Regions from separate parts of the Homo sapiens genome. Here region 1 is linked to region 2. The links are chromatin contacts, found by Hi-C or POLR2A ChIA-PET in ENCODE. All regions are on one chromosome and are shown on one strand. The core of a region is the stretch at or near the end of the contact, and the rest is flanking DNA. Distances in the headings are between cores, read along the strand shown.

Region 1 (6,593 bases), core at 343-2,842, 49 kb after region 2:
GATCAGAGTGATGCAGAACTTTTAATGTTCAGGCTGAAAGTGAAGTCAGCCTCACTAGAATTTGCTCTGAGAGCGGGGGAGGATGAATTCTTAAAGGAAAACCAGGAGGCTCTTTTTAGAAGAGAAGTATGGACCATGCAAGGTGAATACCACAGCTACAGTGGGTGAACGGAGAGGCATGCAGTTGGTTTTCATTTATTCTCTTTAAGATTTTTTTCTTTTTTGAGACGGAGTCTTGCTCTGTTGCCCAGGCTGGAGTGCAGTGGTGCTATCTCAGTTCACTGCAACCTCCGCCTCCCGGGTTCAAGCAATTCTCCTCTCTCAGCCTCCCAAGTAACTGGGACTACAGGCGCCCGCCATCACACCAGGCTAATTTTTTTGTAGTTTTAGTAGAGACGGGGTTTCACCGCGTTAGCTAGGATGGTCTCGATCTCCTGACCTCGTGATCCGCCCGCCTCAGCCTTCCAAAGTGCTGGGATTACAGGCGTGAGCCACCGCGCCCGGCCCTCTTTAAGATCTTTTAAGTAAATCTTTAGAATATTCCTTCTTTAGAGTTTCAATAGGATGTTTTTGGATTGCTGCAGACAACCTTCACAAAAGAGGCTTCTGTAGCCCCCCTACCCCCTGCATCGACCTCATTCCTTTTGAATTTTTTTTTTTTTTTTTTTGAGACGGAGTTTCACTCTTGTTGCCCAGGCTGGAGTGCAATAGCGCAATCTCGGCTCACTGCAACTTCCACCTCCCAGGTTCAAGCAATTTTCTTGCCTCAGCATCCCGAGTAGCTGGGGTTACAGACATGCGTCACCACGCCTGCCTAATTTTTGTATTTTTAGTAGAGATGAGTTTTCACCATGTTGGCCAGGCTGGCCTCGAACTCCTGATCTCAAGTGATGTGCCCACCTCAGCCTCCCAAAGTGCTGGGATTACAGGCGTGAGCCAACCACGCCCGGCCTATCTTTCTAATTTTTAACTCAGTTTTGATTTTCTTCTTTCTGGGCCCAATAATGAATAACTAGAACTCTTGGGATGTAAAACCTTTGTTTAGCTTTTTTTAAAACCTTGTTGGCATAGCCAACTAAGCATATCTCATACCTGGCCATAGTACAGAGGATTATATAGATTTAGTCATGAGGAATGTGTCATCAGGTTTAAGTCTGCAGTCAGACTTGCCTGAGTTCAAATCCTGATTTTATCATTTGCTAGCTGTGACCTGGGGCACATTTTAAACCTTTCTATGACTCAGTATCTTTGTCTACAGAGTCAGTCCAATAGTGCCCTCCCAACACGTTGCTGTGAGGATGGATTAAATGATCGGATCTATGTAGTACATTGTAAAGGCTCAATGAGCATTGACAAGAGTCTTTATGCCAAAGCTTGTGAAGTCTGCTGGTTACCTTTTTACTAGTATCTCATGCCTGTCTTCCTTACAAACATAAGTGTGTAGCTTTAAGCTTGGGATTTACTATCTCTCGACATTCTTTTCTTCTTTGCAAAAATCTTCATTACAAAACTCTCTACTCCAGTTCCACCACATACTTTACCTTCCTCTCCTATTTCCAGTTCTCATGTTCCCCTCTTCTCATTACTGCCAAGAGGACTGACTCAGCACTCTCTTATATGGAACTGAAATTCTTGAAGTTGCTAAAAAAGCAACGTAAAAGAAATCCTTATGAACAAAATTTTGGTGAGGTCAACTCAAGATGGGAGAATTTGTTCTATTATATATTTAGTTCTTAGATTTCACAAACAGATCTTGACTGCTTTACATGTGTGTCGATAAGACAGTTTGAAAGATTCATTGGGAGATAGAAAGCTAAATGATGCATTGCGTCTGCCCTTAAGGAGAGGAAAATTTTGAATCTGTTTTCCATTTTTATGCACTTGACTTTAAGATGAATTAAAACTGTTATAAAATGATCTGATTTTGAACATCTTTTAAAAGTAATTTGTTGTTACTTTCTCTGCATCTAATGAATCCACTGAAGAAGATGTAAAGGATGAAGATCACAATTTTAACTGATAATTATTGTGTGCTTACTGTATGTCAAGTCCTGTTCTAGGTGCTTTATTAACACTAAATCATTTAACTTATCATTCCCATGTTGCAGATGAAGAAATCGAGTCTCAGCTTAAGTCTCATGTCTAAGGTCGTGCAATTTATACATCTGGATTTTTTGAAATGCACAGGTATTTGCTTGTTAGGCATATACTTAAAGGAAAATCAGAAAATGTAGTAAATAATGATGTGGGGTTATGATAGCTCTTTGACTTTATGAATCATTAGAGTCATCCTAAAAGATTCTTCAGTTTGAAAATTCAGTTACTTCTTATCGTCTCATAATGTATTTCTATTTTGCTTCTGTCTATCCTCTTATTCATTTGTTTATTTGCTGACTTATTCAATAAATATTTAAGTGTCTACTCTGTTGCAAATCACATAAGACTCAGGTAAATAAAAGACTCATAGTTTCTCCAGAAGAGCGTGTTTTCAATCTAGGGGTGGTCACCTTTGGGAATTGAAAGTCATCCTCTATTAAATATTTTTTTTAAATTCCATTTTTGGGTGCTATTGACAGGGAAATCTGGGGTAAGTTAAGAAGGAGCCAAAATTTTCACTAGTGATAATACTGGCAAAGTTTTCTGGGGAGAAGAAAATGTCCTTTTTTGGAGCTTTTGCTTCTTTCTCCCCACACTTTGCCCACATGCTTTAGCTATAATTTCCTGTCAAACTTACTGATGTACTAATAAATAATGAAAAGGCTGATGCTGTTAGCCATTTCAGAATTACAAAAGCTTCTTTTTCTCAATACTATTGCCAATATTTATTTCTTAGGATTGTATATTACATTCAGAAAAACAAATATCCAAAAATGTAGATCTACTTGATAATGTAAACTGTCTTATTTTTATCAATACTGTTGTATTCCTGGTTTTGACTGTTTCCATCTCACTGCTGATGGAATTCCTAGTAAAACAAAAGAAAAAGCCTTATGTTCTTAATATAATAGTAGAGGGAGCATTTCATAATTCTTTAGAAAGGCCTACAGACCTAAAAGTGAGGATGCTTTCTAATGAGGAATCTGCATCACCTGGCCCAAGATCTGGTGAACTAAAGAGTTTGGGATCTAGATAGAAGTGAAAAATATGAACTCCAGAAAAGAAAGACTCTTAAATTCTCATGATAGAACATCAGATTTTCAACTACTGCAAGACAAATTTTTACTTATTTCTGGTTTCTGGAAGCTATGTTAAATTAGTTTGTGTTCTAAAATTTGAAAAGAATAGTCTGATTAAATTTCAAGATTACAAAATCCTCCCCAATGATATATTAAAATATGTATTTGATGTAAAATATAAATCTTTAAAATACATATTTGATTTTTTTCCCCTATAGGTAAAACACAAAAACCTAAGATGGAGAAAGGTATAATATATTCAACCTCAATTTCATGCTTCCATCTTCGTCTTTGACTGGAGGCCAGAGATTCTGAACATACTTTTTGGTTATTTCATAAGACTCACAAACCTAGTTGCAGGTGATGAAAAACTTAACACTGTTTGGCATAAGCCACTCAACTGCCTTGGGAGAGTTGGAAATTTTCCCTTTCCCAAAGCAGCAGAGCTAGTCGTTGAGAAGGAAATGAAGCACTGCTGCATATAATGTGTAAATTCTACTTCTTAGGCTTAAAAAGAATGCTTACCAATTGAAAACAGAGGCCACGTGGGGTATGACCAATGACCTTGTTCACATAAAGGTGTTAGAACTAGCAAGATTTTTCTGGCTTTTCCCCCTCTCTATATATTCATGGAGGTATGTGTGGTCAGTGATTTGGGCATCTTCAGAATTCAGGTTTCTGAGTTTCCATAGACAACCTAGTAGAGAAAATTTTGGTTCTTGATCCAGGTGTTGTTGACTTTTAGTCTAAGATATTTATGTCTCAAATAAGTAGAGCGTTTTAAAGATTTCTTCAAGGTTTTGAGAACAGGAAAGACAGAGTGCTTTTTAGCATTGAAAGATATCTTTAATTTTCTCATTTCCTGTGTCTGGTGTATTCACCTTCAATATTTCTTTCCTATCAACAAATTTCTAAACAGCTCTCCAATAGCATTCCATTTGAAATGAAATTGATTTTGTCTTGATGTAGCTAACATTAGGAGCTAAGTGCATATTTCCTGTTTAATCATTTCAACTTCATTTCCTAAAAAATGAACATACTGAGTATTTAACCTCTTTGGTGGTAGGAAAAAAAAAGTGCAGTCTTGTTGGCCCAGAGCCTAAAAACACCCAATAAGAGCTTTAAAGGCAGCAGTGTAGGAAGCAGTTAAGTATGTAATTAGAAACAAATCTAGAATCCTAAGATTTTCATTGGATAAAAACTCAGAATTTCTGGGAGTCAATCTTAAAAGGCACCTAATCCAATCACACATCTGGAGTTTAAGTCCCATCACACCCTTGCCAAGCAGTCACCCTAACATATAATGTCTTATCATGGCAGGGACGGGGAACTTAGCATACCCCAAAACAGCTCTTCCAATCATAAGGAAGGTTTTCATTATGTGGACTCAGCATCTATGTCATGGTAATTTTTACTCATTGGCTCTGGAGAAATCAATGGGGGGCACACAAAACAACATCAACATTCTATTCCACAGCTCAGTAAAATTTTAGACAGTCTGACACCTCCAATTCTATCAACAGTACCTGCATTTCAGCTCTGTACTGCACAGACTCTGATTTGTTTATGAGAGTTTGCTACTATGACACCTGATCTCAAGCCCTTGTTCAAGTTGTAGCCCGAGCAGGGCAGAGTAAATCATGACTTTCATCAGTCTTATTCACAGCAGTGAGATTCTATTAAAGTCTCAACAACAACAAAACAACCTGATTCAAAAAGTGCCAAGACATTTATCCAAAAAAGATGTACAAATGGCTAAAAAGCCATGAAAAAATGCTCAAAATCACTGGGGAAATGCAAATCAAAACTATAATGAGAAACCATCTCATACCCATTAGTATGGCTACTATCAGAAAACCCCCCAGAAAAATACCAAGTGTTGAAGATGTGGAATAATTGGAACCCTTTTGCACTGCTGATGGGAATGCAAAATGGAATAGTCACTGTGGAAACAATACAGTAGTTCCTCAAAAAATCAAATAGAATTACCATATGATTCAGCATTTCTATTTTGGGGTATATACTCAAAAGAATTAAAGCAGGATTTCAAAGATATTTGTACATCTATATTCATAATAGCTAAAATATGGAACCAGCCCAGGTGCTCGATAAACGAGTGGATAAGCAAAATGTGTATTTATATCTGAAATATCATTCAGCTTTAAAAAGGAAAAAAACTCAATATTTGCTATAACATGGATGAATCTTGAGGACGTTATGCTTAGTGAAATAAGCCAGTCACAAAAAATATACTTTATGGTTTCATTTCTATGAGATACTTAGAGTAGTCAAAATCAGAGGTACAGAAAGTAAAATGATGGTTATCAGAGGCTAGGGGGAGTAGAAATGGGGGTTCTTTAATGGATATAGAGTTTAACTTTTTCAAAATGAAGAGAACTCCAGAGATGGAGGATGGTAATGTAACACAATGTGAATGTACTTAGTGCTACTGAAGTGTATGCTTAAAAGTGGTTAAGATGGTAAATTTTGTTATGTGCATTTTACCACAATAAAAAATTGAGCAAAATAGTCTTGTGTCATAGACTACTAACTCTGTCCCACAACTGAAATCTATTGAATGTATTATCAATCTTTTTTATCCTATCTAGTAGATACTATAGCCATCAGCCCTCTTCTACACACATCACTAATAAGAAGCAACATTTCTTGTTATCTGGGCCACGGACTATTCAACTGCTTTGATGTATATGAACTCTCTTAAGCTACTGTGGAGTAGATATTACTATTGTTTCTGTTTACCAGTGTGACAATGGAGGCACTTAATGAGAGATAAAGTTACCTTGCTGAAGTTTATACAGGTCATTAGTGGAAGAACTAGAGAATGAACTAAAGCTGTCTAGTTCTATGTACCAGACATGTTATGCTTAGTTGGTTTTTCTGGATCCAGATGAAAGACTGGTCACATATTTCTATTAGAAACCAATTTATATTTGTTCATCACTCTGATCCAAATCTTTACGGATCCTCAGCTGGCATTCACTCTCACTCTAGGTTTCATGCTATTAGCAATTATGATCTTGTTTTCTAAATCTCATCCAAGACATTGATAAATGTGTAAAACTGACAGGGCCAAACTAAAAAACACCCTCTGGTGCATTATGAGAAGCCTCCCTCCAGGCTGACATCTTTGCATTAGTCAACTACTTTGGGTAGTAGTTGGGTAGTATGAAACCATGTGTGTGGCTTTATAATTATACTATTTTTCTAGCTGAAGGTTTCTCAACTTTAATGTCACAACACACTGGTGTTTTGCAATGGACTGTGAGGTATTTCATAACTAGTTTCTTTAAAAAATAGAACAGACTAAAGATTACCACCAAGTTAAAGCCATTCTCATTAACTTCCATTTTATCAAACTTTTTTGCATGTGGTATACAGGGTTAGGTGTTATAGCTG
Region 2 (6,268 bases), core at 1,834-4,333:
GATCTTGCCATTGCACTCCAGCCTGGGTGACAAGAGCAGAACTCCATCTAAAAAAAAAAAAAGAAAAAGAAACTGTCAAAAGTGGCCGGGTGTGGTGGCTCACACCAGTAATCCCAGAACTTTGGAAGGCTAAGGTGGGTGGGTTGCTCGAGCTCAGGAGTTCAAGACCAGTGTGGGCAACTTGGTGAAACCTCATCTCTCCAAAAAAAAAGTCAAAAGTGCCAAGGCTGAGAAATCCTGCTTTATACCAAGGTCTGCAAATTATTTCTATTAAGGGCCAGATGGTTAATATTTCCACCTTTGTGGGCCATGTGGTCTCCCTCACAGCTACTCAACTCTGCCACTGTAGCATGAAAGCAGCCACTGACAATATCCCAGCTGATGAATGGGTGCAGCTATTTTCCAATAAACTTTATAAAACTAATCAGCATGTTGGATCTGGGCCTGGGTTTTTGAATCCCTTCATAGCAGTGATTCTCAGTCTTTGGATGCTTGTTAGAAGAACCCAGCAGCTTTTAAGCAGTGGTATTTCCTGAACTCCACTCCTTAAAATTCTGATTGGATTGGTCTGGGATATGCCTCCAGGGTTGATATTGCCTAAGGGCTCTCCAGGGATTAGAAAGTACAACCAGCACTGAGAGCCACTGCTCTGAAGAGCTGCGGTTTGTGTATTTGAAGGTCGACTTGCACAGTAAACCCTTATCAGTAATCAGCAGACCCTTTTCTTGCAATCTGGCTTTTGTCCCATGCACTCTCCTGAAAGTCCCCAAATTAATGGCCTTTTTTTGTATTCATTCCTCTGAACCTCTGAGGTTCAGATTTAGAAACACTCCATGTTTCTTGAAACTCCTCACTCTCCTGATTCTCCTCCTGTGCTTCCAACTATTCCTCTATCTCTTCTTCCATCTCTTGAACCTTAAATATAGGTGCTCCCCTGAGAGCTGTTCTGAGACTCCTCTCTGACTAATTTTCCCTGGACTTTGTCATAGCTCTACCTGTCTATAAACAACATTCACACTGCTGTTGGCTTGATGTCTCCCACAAAGATTGGTTTAGTAGGTTACCTGGTGACTCGAGTCTTTCTTTTCTTTTTTTTTCCTTAAGACGGGGTCACACTCTGTCGCCCATACTGGAGTGCAGTGGTGCTGTCGTAGCTCACTGCAGCCTCTACCTCCAGGGCTCAAATGATCATTTCTCCTCAGCAAATTATTTTATTTTTATTTTTTGTAGAGATGGGGTTTCACCATTTTTCCCAAGCTGGTCTTGAACTCCTGTACTCAAGTGATCTGGCTGCTTCGGCCTCATAAAATGTTGGGATTACAGGCATGAACCACCACACCCAGCCTCTAGTCTTCGTTTGATATAGTTTTGGAAATTAGACATGAAAATTATTATTCATGAAACTAACCAAAAGTCTCCTTTTCCAAATATCAATTCCCACCTCATAGGAACTTTCATAGAACATTAAAAAAAAACTGTGATCCTTACTATGGAACCATCTTCACTGGAAAAAACTGCAGTAGTGTCATTTGGGGAATTTGTAGCTTACGTTATGCATCTAGACCTACCTCATGCTGAATAGAAAGTATATACAAATTTAAATAACACTTAATAAGTAGTATAAATGCTAATTTTGCATTTTATATCACCAGAACTGTCCTAGAGTTCAGAGTTATAATAATGAGGCACTTGCTCATTGGAAGATACGATCTATCTGGTAGACCTTGGCAGGAGATAAGAAGCACATACAAACTGTGTAACTGGCGAGAACTTTAAGAGGGTCTGTTTACCAAGGTGTGGGCGGGTGTATTTGTTTCCTAGGGCTGCAATAGCAAATTACCATAAACTTGGTGGCTTAAAACAAGAGAAAAGTATTCTCTCACTGTTCTGGAGTCCCGAAATCTAAAATTACGGTGTCAGCAGGGCTGCACTCCATCCAGAGGCTCTAGATAATTACCTTTCTTGCTTCTTCCAGCTTCTGGTAGCTGTTGGCAATCCTTGGCCTCCTTGGTTTGTGACCACATCACTCCAAGCTCTGCCCTTGTCTTTGTATCACTTACTCCTGTCCTTTCTCACTTTTGTATCACTTTCTCCTCGGTTTGTCTTCTTCTCTTTTGTCTGTGTCAAATCTCCCTTTGCCTTTCTCTTATAAGGACACTTGAGATTGGCCTTTCGGCCCACCTCAATAGTGAAAGATGATCTCCTCATCTCAAGAGCTTCAGCTTCATTACATCTACAGAGATCCTTTTTCTAAATAAGGTCATATTCATTCACAGGTTCTGTGAATGTGGACATGTCTTTTTTGGGGGCCACCATTCAATCCACGAGAGCAGGGTTGGGGGAAGCCAACAAGGAATGGCAAGGCCCTGTGAGGTCTGTCTTTACCACAACTAGGCCTGCAGCGGAAAGGGGAGGAAGCACACGATGGAACCTGGAGCCAATCACTATCACTGTAGGGTGGGGAGGGAGGTACCTGACAGCAGTGTGGCTTTCGAAAGAGAAATTCAATTAATGTGTGGGCTGCCATAAAGAGAGCCAGGAGAATAAAGATCCAGTTTCATCCTCCTCCTACCCTCCTATTTGTGCCTCCCATGAGTCAAGTCAAGATAAAAGAAAAAAAAAAAAAAAGAAGTTCAAATGAGGTTGCCTTCACAAGTGCAGCAATAGATTTAGTTCTTCCTATATGTAAAAAACAAATGAGAACTTTTTTTTTCCCTGTAATTTCAGACCATTACACACTGGTACTAGGAAGTACTAATTACCTCTGTGTTTTGGGAAAAGCACTATAAGCAGAGTATAAACCACCTTAGTCCTTTCCATACATAAGGATAATTCCATTACCATAAGCATTGTTACTATTATTTTACTCCCCTTATTTATATTCCTTCTCTCTACCAAAAGGAATTTAGGTGGCTCATGAAGAAGAGGTTATATTATTATAAGGATGATGAAACTGAAATAGAAAATCAAGACCATGGAAAGGAGGAGAGAGAAAAAATGTCAACCTGAAGGGCTGATATATTTGCTGTGATGGAGCATCAAATTCAGTTCTGCCCTCCTGGCAGCCGTCGTTATGATAACGTAGTTATGTCCACATTTCACTTGAACAGAGCTTCCCTTATCTAGTCACGAGAAACTCTGCAACACACAGTTCCACAAAGACTGTCTCCTCTCTGGTTCATGTAATAGTCACTTTCTATTATTAAAAATTACCAGATAATTTGCAGAGCTAATCACTTGTGAAAATAAAAACTTGTGGGTTGGGGAAAAAAGACTGTAGAGGAATATGGAAGGACTAGAAAGAAAAGAAATAATGAGGGAATGAAGAGGGAACATAGTTACAGTCAATGAAGCTCTTCTAATCATTTATTATTTAGACATTTTCTCACCCCTCCTTTTATATTTTTGTGTTATCGAGGGATAATTTATGTACAATGAAATTCACACATTTAAAGTGAATTGTTGATTATTTTTGACAAATGTTTATAGCTGTGAAACTAGCCTCGCAATCACGATACAGAACATTTCATCACCAGCCAAGATGCCCTCATACCCGTTACACCTAAATCTTTCCCTCCACTGCGGGCTGCTAGCAACAGCTGATCTGCTTCTTATCAATATAGTTTTGGCTTTTCTAGAATTTCACATATATAATATTTTATGCCTGACTTCTTTTACTTAGCATAATGCTTTTGAGATTCATCCATGTTGTTGCCAGATATCATAATTCATTCTCTTTTTATTGTTGACTAGTTAACCACTTTTTGAAAATATCACAGGTTATTTATGTGTTCACCAATTAATGGACAATTGAGTTGTTTCCAGTTTTTGGCAATTATGAATAAAACTGTTATGAATATCTGAGTACAAGTCTTTGTGTGAGCATACATTTTCATTTTCCTTGGGTAAATGCCTAAGTGGGATTAGTTATATGGTATATGTATATTTAACTTTATAAGAAACTGCCAAATTGTTTTAAAATTAGCTGTACAATTTTACATTCCCACCAGCAATGTATACTATTGTTTTGCATATTTGTCAACAGTTAGTATTTTGAGTCTTCTTTATTTGGGCCATTCAAGTGTGTGTGCGTAGGTGGTATTTTTTAAGTTTGCAGTTTCCTAATGGTTAATGATCGATATGGTTTGGCTGTGTCACGCAAAATCTCATCTTGAATTGCAATCCCTGTAATCCCCATAATCCCCACGTGTAAAGGGAGAGACCAGGTGGAGGTAATGGAATCATGGGGCCAAGTTTTCCCTATGCTGTTCTCGTGATTGTGAGTGAGTTCTCACGAGATGTGATTGTTTTATAAGTGTTTGATAGGTCCTCCTGTGTTCATTCTCGTTCTTGCTGCCTTGTGAGTGAGGTGTCTTGCTTCTCCTTCCACCATGATTGTAAGTTTCCTGAGGCCTCCTCGGCCACGCGGAACTGTAAGTCAATTAAACCTCTCTTCTTTCTAAATTACCCAGTCTTATAGCAGTATGAAAATGGACTGATAATATGATGATGTTAAGCATTTTTTTTTTAGTATTTGTTTACCCCTCTTTGGTAAACTGTGTGTTTAAATCTTTTGTTCATTTTAAAAATTGGGCTTTGTGTCTTATTAAATCCTAAAAAGTTCTCTTTGTTTTAAAATAGCCTCATTTAGACAAATCCATAAGCAAATGTGTTTTGCAAATTTTTTTCTTATGAAAAATATTACTTATACCATACAGCTATTGTAAGAAATTAGGTTAGCTATATGCAAAACTTCTGATACCTAGCAGCTACTTAGGAAATGCAAATTCTCTTCCCACACCTTTTCCCTTCACCAATAGATTCAAGTACTCTAGAAAAGTTAAGGATTGTGCAAGCAAGAAAAAGTTTTTGGGTGAGGACATTTTGGAGAGAATAATTTCAGGACACAGGTGAGGTTATAAGGGAAATTGCAAAGGATTAGAGAGGAATGGTAACGATTGAATCAAGAAGCACAGATGATTCAGATATTTGGGAGATGAGGGAAGAAGAAAGAAGGCAGTAGCATAAGTGTGAAGCAGCACAGTGTAGTGGTTAAGCACAGGAGTTTGCAGCCAGGTTTCTTGGCTTTGAAGCCCAGCTCTGCTGCCTGCAAGCCATGTTGAGTGTGGGCAGTCATTTAACCTGTGTGTGAAAATGCAGGGAAGAGAGCAGCTTGGGGGGTTGGGGAAAGCTTAGATTTGCATTTGCTAAAGAATATCAAGTACAGGGACCACAGAAATTCTGCAGGATATGTCAACTCAGATGATGATTTCTCTTTTCAATTAAGTGTGATGTTAAAGCATCTGCCCAGAAAGAGGAAAATCAACGGCAGCTTGAAGCTTAGGGGAAGTGAAGAAAATGAGGGATAGCAGTTGTTGAGACTTAGTGACTTGGCAAGAAAGGCATTAAAAGATCACTAATAGTCGAGAAGGAATCAGGTGAGCTTGGAGGGCATGAATAAAAAATGGCTTCCATCAACAGATTTTTGTGACTCACTCCAAATGACATTTATCAACCAGGAAGCAGGAGAGGGAGAAAACAGAACACAACCTACAGAGGGAAGAGATAGTGGTTGGCAAGACAGCAAATTTATAAAGGATTCTAGACGAGCACATTGTCAAAATGGTCAACTGTTTAACATATATCAAGACGATGGAATAGCAAGACACTAAGGAAGAAAGTGTTCATGAGCATGTTCTATTTCTGTAAGTAGAAAAAAGAAAGGATCAGGTAGGCACGGTGGCTCATGCCTGTAATCCCAGCACTTTGGGAGGCCGAGACAGGTGGATCACCTGAGGCTGGGAGTTCCAGGCCAGCCTGACCAACATGGAGAAAACCCATCTCTACTAAAACTACAAAATTAGCTGGGTGTGGTGGCAGCACATGGCTGTAATCCCACCTACTCAGGAGGCTGAGGCAGGAGAATCGCTTGAACCTGGGAGGCAGAGGTTGTGGTTAGCCAAGATCGTGCCATCGCACCCCAGCCTGGGCAACAAGAGTGAAAATCTGTCTTAAAAAAACAACAAAAAAAAAAAAAAGAAAGAAAGGATCATTTTTTTAAGTGGCAAATTTTAAATGGCAGCTCAAATGAACCAGAAAGTAAGATGGAAAGGAAAGCTGAAAAGGTAGTGGCTCACATACTTCAAGTTTGTTGATAACCCAATGTGGATGAAGTTGAACTGATGCATGGCGAGATATCCGATGGGAGGCTCTCTGATTATGGGGAATTTTAGAGTGGAGAGTTTCGAGGGAGAGAACTTTGGAGGTT

What was found. A loop is a pair of places that touch in the nucleus more often than their neighbours do. ChIA-PET counts read pairs that join two places held with the same protein, here RNA polymerase II (POLR2A). Pooled maps may share reads with other maps.
Region 1: a map of chondrocyte shows a loop between it and region 2 (2.0-fold over the local background). The contact joins two enhancer-like sites. A Hi-C loop is called at or near these places in 2 of 168 maps with a recorded cell type or tissue (CD8-positive, alpha-beta T cell and chondrocyte) and 1 of 50 pooled maps. POLR2A ChIA-PET finds 5 or more read pairs at or near these places in 1 of 52 experiments (activated T-cell).

The regions. Positions count from the first base shown.
Region 1 is chr2:160,560,524-160,567,116 of GRCh38, forward strand. All of the region lies in intron 2 of LOC105373718 (a long non-coding RNA gene), which reads right to left. Among named protein-coding and RNA genes, the nearest start is that of RBMS1, 70 kb to the left of the region's middle. Within about 2 kb of position 1,593, at least 3 of the 41 ENCODE cell types and tissues checked have a DNase peak (open chromatin) inside an H3K27ac peak, as active enhancers do.
Region 2 is chr2:160,510,205-160,516,472 of GRCh38, forward strand. No RefSeq gene overlaps it. Among named protein-coding and RNA genes, the nearest start is that of RBMS1, 20 kb to the left of the region's middle. RefSeq lists an enhancer at 4,717-4,886. Within about 2 kb of position 3,084, at least 2 of the 41 ENCODE cell types and tissues checked have a DNase peak (open chromatin) inside an H3K27ac peak, as active enhancers do.